Regions from separate parts of the Homo sapiens genome. Here region 1 is linked to region 2. Evidence: read pairs that join two places in POLR2A ChIA-PET (ENCODE). Cell type or tissue: PC-9. All regions are shown on one strand. Links, peaks and the distances in the headings refer to the core of each region. The heading gives the core; the rest is flanking DNA.

Region 1 (4,396 bases), core at 145-4,144, 150 kb before region 2:
TAGTGTCAGGGGTGGGAGGGGAAGGAGGAAGGGGAGAAGGATGCTGAATAGGAACCAACAGAGTCCATTACTCTGGCCAAGAGGAGAATGTTAACAAATTCTGGAAAGGATGTAACTTACGGGCCAAATTTTCTGCCAATAATGCTTTATGATATTTGTAAGAAAACTAGATTCTTAAAATGGAAGCACATCTTCTGTACTGTAAAGTGCACAGTGTTAAGTATACACCTGAGTGAATTTTTACACATGTACAGCCACCCAGAACACCTCCTGAAGCTTCCCATGCACTGCTTCGCAGCTAATGCCTCCTTCCAAGAGGCAACCGCTGTACTATTCCGACTGCAGTCACTATAGATTAGCTTTGTCTGCTCTTGAATCTTTCACAGATGGAATTATATGGCCTGTAGTCTATTGTGTCAGCTTCCTTTACTCAATATAGTGTTGGCGACATTCACATATGCTGTTGTGTATATCAGTCCCATTGTTTATTGCTGCATAGTGCTCCTTTGTATGAATTCACCACTGTCCTTTCTCTAACAAATTGATAATTTCACTGGGAAATTTTAAAGCATACTCTTCTAAATAATTTTTAAATCAAGGAGAAAATAGAAACTTAAATTTTATATCAATATTATTTATCAAATATTGATATATTACAGCAACATCTTGGATGTAGCCAAAGCCATATTCAGAGGAAAATCTATATCCCAAAATTCTTTTATTGTTAAGAATGAGGGGCTATGAATGACTAATAATTAAACTAAAGAGTATAGAAAACACTATAAATAAAGCAGAAAACAGAAAGTTGTATTATTAGAGAGTAAAGCAGAAATTTATTAGGAAAAATAGTAAAGTTGATAAGTAAAATAAAGAGTTGATTATTTCAGAAGCCGAGCAGGGTGGTGAGTGCACATAGTCCCACCTACTTGAGAGACTGAAGCAGAAGGATTGTTTGTGCCCAGAACTTCAAGGCCAGCCTAAACAACATAGTGAGACTGTCTCTAAGCAAACAAACACAAAATAGTTGCTTATTTCAAAAGACAAATAAAATAGACAACCACCTCATACGTTTGTACAATAAAAAGAATAAAACAAATATTTGCATCATAAAAAATGAGAAAAGATTTACCATCACAAGTATGCATAATATTTTTAAAATGACAAGAAAATATTTAAAAATCTAGGGAGATCATAGATGACTTTCTCTAATGTTATAAATATGGAAAATTGACTCTGAACACTCAACTGTGATAAACTGGCTTGCAAACAACCACATTGGGCAAGGGAGGGGCAGATGGGCCCTGGGCAGGTATCACTACTTGGAAATACGGGCCCAAGCTGGTCAGACCTGACTTTTTAAAGGGGGGCCAATAATTGAACGTTTTGTGTAATTTCTGAGTTTTTCTATGCCAACAATGAGTACCTTTTTTTACACTTAACATGGATGAAATCAAATTTGCTGATAGATTTGGTCATCATTTTGTAAGCTTTATTAAAATGGACTTGGATGCATGGAAATGAAGAATCAAAGGAAAGAAGAGCATCTTTTTGCAAGCTTCAGTTTCTCTGAAAAGAAAGTCTAATTCTGCATGGTTCAATAGGAATATAATGTGAGCCACCATATAATTCTGCATTTTCTAATATCCATGACAAAAAAATTAGAAACAGGTGAAATTAACTTTTAAAATTTATCTATATCCAAAATATTGTCATATCAATATATAATAATTTAAAGATTATTGATAACATAGTTTATATTTTCTGTCTGTCTTTGAAATCCGGTGTATGTTACAGTTATAGCACATTTCAATTTAGCCACTATATTTTCATCAGAAATAGTTGATCAATATTTAGATTTTGTAAAGTTGAAATCGACAATTGAAAACGTGGATTCCTATATTTATGTTGTTCCAAACATATTTAAAGTTTGGAATTGTGCATAAAAAAACCATTTTCCTTTAACATTCCCATGCACATTGCCAAAACTGGTTCATCTTGTTGTTTAGAAGAAGTGATTTGACTTTGAAGCCAAAGCATATCGGTTTCCAAACTATCCAAGTTAAGTAAATTAACTAACTCTTGTGATAACTCAGTATTATTAACCTTGAATGCAAAGGGGACATCACATAAATTTGAAAAAAAAAACCTCAAAATTTATCAATATTAACCAAATGTTCTTCAAATTTTTCTGATAGCTTTTGCAGCCAATTTACATAATGCTGCCAATTACAATGAAAATCTACATATTGATTTGTGTTGGAAAAATGTGAAAATCATTATTATTGATTTGCATTATGAAAGGTTCAAATTTTGGCATAAATTCGTCTACCCATCTGACTAGGTCACTGATAAACTCTTTCATTCTTTGGGGCTTCAAATTTAGCTCTTTCATATGTGTGTGATAATAGTGAGAAAACGTTAAACCAAACTGGCGGGGGTTTTTGTCTTTGATTGCATATTTGGCAAGTATGTCCTTTGTTTCAAAGAAATCTTGAATTCAAGTCAACACCACAGTAAATCTTTGTAAAACTCTTTCATAACTCAGCCAATGAGCAAAGAAAGAACACAACATCATTAAATTCGTTGTCTTCTATTTTCAGCCATAAAGTCATGATGATTCATAGCCCTTGCACATAAAAATACTAAATGATTTTAACCACTATATCCATGGCACTTCCTAGAGTCTGTTTCAGAAGACTGGACACAAATGTTTTTAATATGTACCATACTGTGGAATGAAGCATTAAGGGAAATAGCAGTCTCTTCTTTCAATATTCCAGCAAATCTGGATTTTTGATCTAAGATAGCTGATCTGTCATGATAGAAACTAATTTTCTCATTTCTAGCTGAAATTCTTCTTTGACAGATGTAGAAGATACAAAATTATCTATGCCATGAGTTCAATGTTTTAAGCCGTGAATGGACAACATTCCCTCTTAAATTTGAAAATCCTTTGAGATGAAATTTACTCAAAGTGTTAATTGGGCAGTGCAACTATCTGAGGCTAAAATATTTTAAGTTTTTCAAATAATCAATTTATTTTTGATATTTTCAAAAAGATTTTGAGTCGATGGTCATTTGTTGGTTTAAGTGAAGATCTTATACTCTTCAAGAAAAAATTTTTTAGTCTGTTCTTTATACTGTAACAAAATTCTTATACTGAAATAATTTTTTTCAAAAGTCTCCATTTAAAAATGTTTTTCCTCTTGCCGGGCGCGGTGGCTCATGCCTGTAATCCCAGCACTTTGGGAGGCCGAGGCGGGCGGATCACGAGGTCAGGAAATCGAGACCATCCTGGCTAACACGGTGAAACCCTGTCTATACTAAAAAATACAAACAAATTAGCCAGGCGTGGTGGCGGGCACCTGTAGTCCCAGCTACTCGGGAGGCTGAGGCAGGAGAATGGCGTGAACCTGGAGGGGTGGAGCCTGCAGTGAGCTGAGAGCGCGCCACTGCACTCCAGCCTGGGTGACAGCAAGACTCTGTCTCAAAAAAAAAAAAAAAAAAAAAAAAAAAATTAGCCAGGCGTGCTGGTGGGCACCTGTAGTCCCAGCTACTCGGGAAGCTGAGGCAGGAGAATGGCATGAACCTGGGAGACGGAGTTAGCAGTGAGCCGAGATCGCACCACTGCACTCCAGGCTGGGCAACAGAGCAAGACTCTGTCTCAAAAAAAAAAAAAAAAAAAAAAAAAGTTTTTCCTCTTCTGAGCAAGCATTCTAACTATTTCCTAGCTGGCCAAAGTTACGAAGTGAAAATTCATTACAATTTTTTTATTGGCCATTTCCTTCTGATTTTAGTTGACTTGTTTTGTTGATTCTTTCTGACTATTGAAAGAAAACGTATTTTCAAATTCATTATGTATTTGATAAGAATGTCTGTGACTAGTGTTCATTTTATTATCTTTAATCCAACAGATAAAAAGCTATTTGTTTTCTTCCTGCAGAAACAAACTATAATTGCCACTCACCATGAAATTTGTGGTATCTCTGGTTTTCTTTATAGTTCTGCATCTCCATTTGATTCTGTATCAGTACCATTCCTGTATTTTAAATCTCAAATTTTGTCCATATTTATTTTTTGAAACTAGAAAAACAGTTTATATCAAAGTCAAAATAATAAGAATTTCAATTTAATTACACAGATATCGCTGTAACTTGTAAGTCTGCATAATATATTTAAATAAACATATTACAATGTTACATTTGTCCACAGAAAAATAATCATCCCACTGGAACCAATCCATTGACACCAACTAGGTGGGTGATGTGTTTATGTGAGATGCTAGAAATGGTACACTTGCCCAACACTTGCACAAGAACTCACAGTAATGCCCAATTTGATGCAAAGGTTACAGTGAACTGCAATGTGGTAGCGAGAAGAATGGCCTCCAACCATG
Region 2 (4,396 bases), core at 200-4,199:
CATTCTGGCCAAGTGCCTGGCTTAGCAGAGGAGGCTGGCCCTGTCCCAATGCTTAGCCCAGAAACAAAGCAGCCAGTGACTTCCAGGCCCCAGAGACAGCCACATCCTGGGAGGGAGGGGTGGCTGTTCCGTGGCAACCAGAAGCTCATAGGGTCTGGGACTGACTTTCATCTACCCTCTCTGCTTCCCGCCAAGCTGCTCCACCTACAGTCTCCAAAATCCACTATGGGACTCAAACCCCAACACCTGGAGCCACCTTGAAGCACCCGCTTCTCTCTCATCTCTGAGGCTGAATCAATTCATTCGTTTGTTCACTTATTGCATAAATATTAATTGGGAGCCTCCCATAAACCATGTTTTTGTCATCACCAGGGACAGCCAATTCCACTTCCTGAATGTTCTCCATTTCCATAGCACCTACTTGGAGCGAGCTCCTGTCACCTCATCAATTACAGCCAACTCCTCGTGGTCTCCTGCTGTCCTCTCCAACCCCTCCAGGATAAGCTTAGGAAATGCAAGTCCAGCCAGGTCTTTTCTCTGCTGAACACCTTCCAAGAGCTTACCATTGTCCCTATGATGAGACAAGGCCCTGATGAGCCCCTGCACAACCAGGCCCCACTATCTTGCCCAGCCCTGAGCTCCAGCCACCCCAGCCATCTCTCTGTCTTTCTGCTTACAATCCCAAACTATTTCCTCAGTCAGGGACATTCTCTTTCCTCTCCTTGCTCATAAAACTTCAGCTTATTTTATTTGCCCAGTTTAGACAGCCTTTATTCAGAGGAACCTCTTCTGATCCTTCTTTTTGAGTCATGTACCCCAATTCATGGTTTGATGCTTCCATGTTGTTGCCTTTTGAAAGTTAAATATTTTGTAATTATGTGTTTAATGTCTTCGTCCTCTGATAGTTTTTCGCAAGTTGCATGATAGCAGGGTCTCATATGGCCTGTTTATTGCCGTGTCTCTAGTGGCAGGAAGAGTGCCTTGCACATAGTAGGTCTTCCCTTCATTGAATGAATGAGTGAATAAGCAAACAAATCCATGAATGAATGCATGGCTTTTATCTTTCCCCTGGGACACATAGAGGCAGCATATTACATTTTCTGCTTTTTATTTTTTTCTGACCCACCTAGAGTGTTCTATTTATTTTGGTTTGATTCTTGTCATTTCTCATTTCTGTCCTTCAGGTTCCCAAGTAATACGGGGTTCAGAGTTGTGGGAATTAAAGATGGCTACAAATTATTTGGGGTCCCTCCCATTGAGAGGTAAAGTTCATGTTGTCTCATCTTGTATCATGGCTGGTGCCTGACCAACCGGTATGGTGGAAGGGATGCTCTGTCCATTCCAGGCTTTGTCTTTAAGGGGACTGCTACCTTCCACTTTTTTCCTCTTGATACCCTGAGCACTCATGGATGGATTCTGACTGCTCTGAGGCTGCCATGCTGTGAGGAAGCCCAAACTAGCCACATTGGGCCATGTAGATAGAGGATAAGGAGGAGGAGAGAGAGACAAAGAGGAGGAGGAGGAGGAGAGGAAGGAGGAGGAGAAGAAGAAGGAGGAGGAGGGAGACAAGAAGGAGGAGGAGGGAGACAAGAAGGAGGAGGAGGATGAGGAGAAGGGGCAGGAAGAATAAGAGGAGGAGAAGAAGGATGGGGAAAAGGGAGAGAAAGAGAAAGGAGGAGGAAGATGGGGAGGAGGTGGACAGGGAGAAGGAGGAGAAGGGGGAGGAAGAAAAGGAGGAGGAGGAAGAAGAGGAGGGTGAAGAAGAGGAGGGTGAGGAAGAGGAGGGTGAAGAAGAGGAGGAGGAAAAGGAGGAGGAGGAGGAGAAGGAGGAGGAGGAGAAGGAGGAGGAGAAGGGTGGGGGGGGGAGGAGAAGAAGGGGGATGAGGAGAAAAGGGAGGAGGAAGAGGGGGAGGAGGAGGAGAAAAGGGAGGAGGAAGGGGGAAGGAGGAGGAGGAGGAAAGATGCCCAGTCATCCCCCAGTTGTTCAAGTCTTCTGAGCTGAGGTCCCAGACTTGTGCTGTCCCTGCTGTGTGTCATCCGCCTGGCATGCAGAGTTGTGATGCAGCATAGTGATAAACAGCTGCATGAAGTTCTGATTTTTGGGGTGGTTTTTAGGTAATAGTAGATAACCAGAGCAGGGACTCCTTAGCTTTGGCAGAGAAGACAAAATTTTAAGCCAATTAAGTAATGCCATATCTGCCCCCACCCATCACACTTGCAAATCCTCCCACGAGAGAGCTTGCTCTCCTAGAATGCTTCTCTAATAAAAATAAACAGATAAACAGCATATCCATGGGTTTCTGACTTATGGGGCAGAAAGATTCCTTTGGTTTTGTGTTTCAGAGTCTTTCCTTGTGGTCTTTTATTTTTCCAAAACAGACTCTCAGTTGGTTTTCATTACTCTGTGACCACTGGAAAATTCTAATCCTTAATGCAAGACCTATATTTTAAGAACATTTTAAGAATCAAGAAAATTGGGAAGAAAACTATGTCCAGAAGGAACGGAGCATCCCAGAATGCTTTGAGGGTGGGGGTGGGGAGGGGTCTGAGACCAAAAAACTCCTCATGTCTTCTTACTACATGGTCCCAGCCTGGATCTCACCTGCAGCCTGAGTGCTGACTCCTAAGTCCTCTCAGCCTCCTTTTCCATGGGAGTATGGTGGAGCGCAGATCAGTTGGGGTGGGAGTGGAATTATTCGAATGTCTGTTATTTACCTCCTCTGCCAAAGCTGAGGTCTCCTGTTCTGGACATCTATTGCTATGATGTGTTTGTTGGCTGAACAGAAGTGACCCTTCCTTTGAAGCTGGGCTGAGTGGGTCTTGTTTATAGGTGGAAATGCACTTTGCACCCTTGGCTCATGCCTCTTTCTGTGGAGATAGCTCCATGTTGCTGGTTAAGGGGCAGCTGCACATAGTCATGGTGTCCAGTAACTTGCCAGTGGCTTCCAGAGGGACTGCCACTGACAACCTTCCTTGGACTGAGTGCCTGGGAGAATATATTTGGGCAACTTCATGTATGAGTAGAGCAGGAACACATCAGGGATTTGAACAGATGTCATCTAGAGGAGCAGGAACGCCATCTCCCTCCCAACACCCAATAAATAGGTGTTTCTTTCAGGGAGGGGAGTCAGCTCCTAGGTTGGTAAAAACAACAAAGAGTGGAGGAAGGACTTTGTAGAAGGGGAAGGTCTGGGTGAACCATAAACTACTGGCCTGCAAGGAAGAACTGGGACAAAAGAGGCTGAGCCTGCCTGGGGTGGTGAAAGAGTAGAACCCATGGTCAGGGTGGCCCAGGAAGGCCCCAGGGTGGAGTGGAAAACCCACGGCCAAACAGGACACTCAGGGATGGCATGATCATGAGTGCCAGGAGACTAGCTTGGAACGTGTGCAAATGTCCCAGACCCTTTGGTTTTCAAGTTGCTTTCCACCCAGCAGCCCAGGCCATCTTCTCTAAACCTTCTCCAAAATTAAGTCATGTCTTGCCTGCTCATCTTCAAATCCTGCAGTCCTCCTAACATTCTATTCTGCATGTCTTGGTTTCAGCCAACTTCCTTGGACTCCATGTACCCACAAGGCCTCTGGCACACCAGGCTTCTCATAGCCCCTGGTGCTCATTCTGCTCTCTCCAACCTCAGGATCTTTGCACATGCTGGTCCCTCCACTTGGAAAGCTTTTCTCTTCTCTCTTTACCTAATTAGCAACTAGTCATCCTTTAGGTCCTGATCAGTTGTCATTTGCTCAGGGAAACATCCCCAGAGCCCCCTAAGTAGGTTTGCTTCCTATTCTAAACTCTTCTAGCCTCATGCACTTTTCCCTTTGATCCCAAGTCAGAGCTTTTGTCATAAGAGCTGTCTCCCTCACAAGAGGTCTGGCTCTGTGAAGGTGGAGACCTTATCTCTTTTAGCCCATTGTTGTATCTTCAATTCTCAGCACACAGTAAGTGGTTAAGAAACCTCATTGAATGAATGGGTAATGAGAATCATTCACTCAAGATGTATGAGTGAATCACTGGGGAGTCGTTTGTCCTGGTTTGCTTCAGATTCACCTAGAAAAGCCCCAGACATTTTCTCAAAAAAGGGTAAATCATGGTAGATGTGTCTTTCATGAGGGAAGAGAAGAATATATTTATTTTTATTTTTATGGTGCTAACAGGGGAAGAGGTTTCAAGGCCCTAGAACAAGCCTCTCCCCTGCCCTCTCACTCATTGTAAACCACACTGATTTGCTGCAAGCTCAGAGTGGGCCATGGCTTATGTGACTCAGAGGAGCTTTCCCTGATCCTTACCTCACACCATACACAAAAAGCAATTCTAAGAGTGCTTATGAATTTAAATGTAGAAGGTAAAACAATAAGGCTTCAATATGATGATGAAGGAAATTATCTTTATAACCCTGGA

What was found. Peaks named below come from ENCODE experiments on the same cell type or tissue, not always from the same donor. Only the 100,000 strongest peaks of a DNase experiment are listed, where the experiment ranks them.
Region 1: POLR2A ChIA-PET joins it to region 2 with 5 read pairs; 1 of 35 experiments calls an interaction of 5 or more read pairs at or near these places.

The regions. Positions count from the first base shown.
Region 1 is chr20:58,080,305-58,084,700 of GRCh38, reverse strand. No RefSeq gene overlaps it. Among named protein-coding and RNA genes, the nearest start is that of CIMIP1, 68 kb to the left of the region's middle. In PC-9, for the core only: no CTCF peak of the experiment used is centred there; no DNase peak of the experiment used is centred there; H3K27ac peaks cover 141 bases.
Region 2 is chr20:57,926,049-57,930,444 of GRCh38, reverse strand. No RefSeq gene overlaps it. Among named protein-coding and RNA genes, the nearest start is that of LINC01742, 76 kb to the left of the region's middle. In PC-9, for the core only: no CTCF peak of the experiment used is centred there; a DNase peak (open chromatin) is centred at 2,014.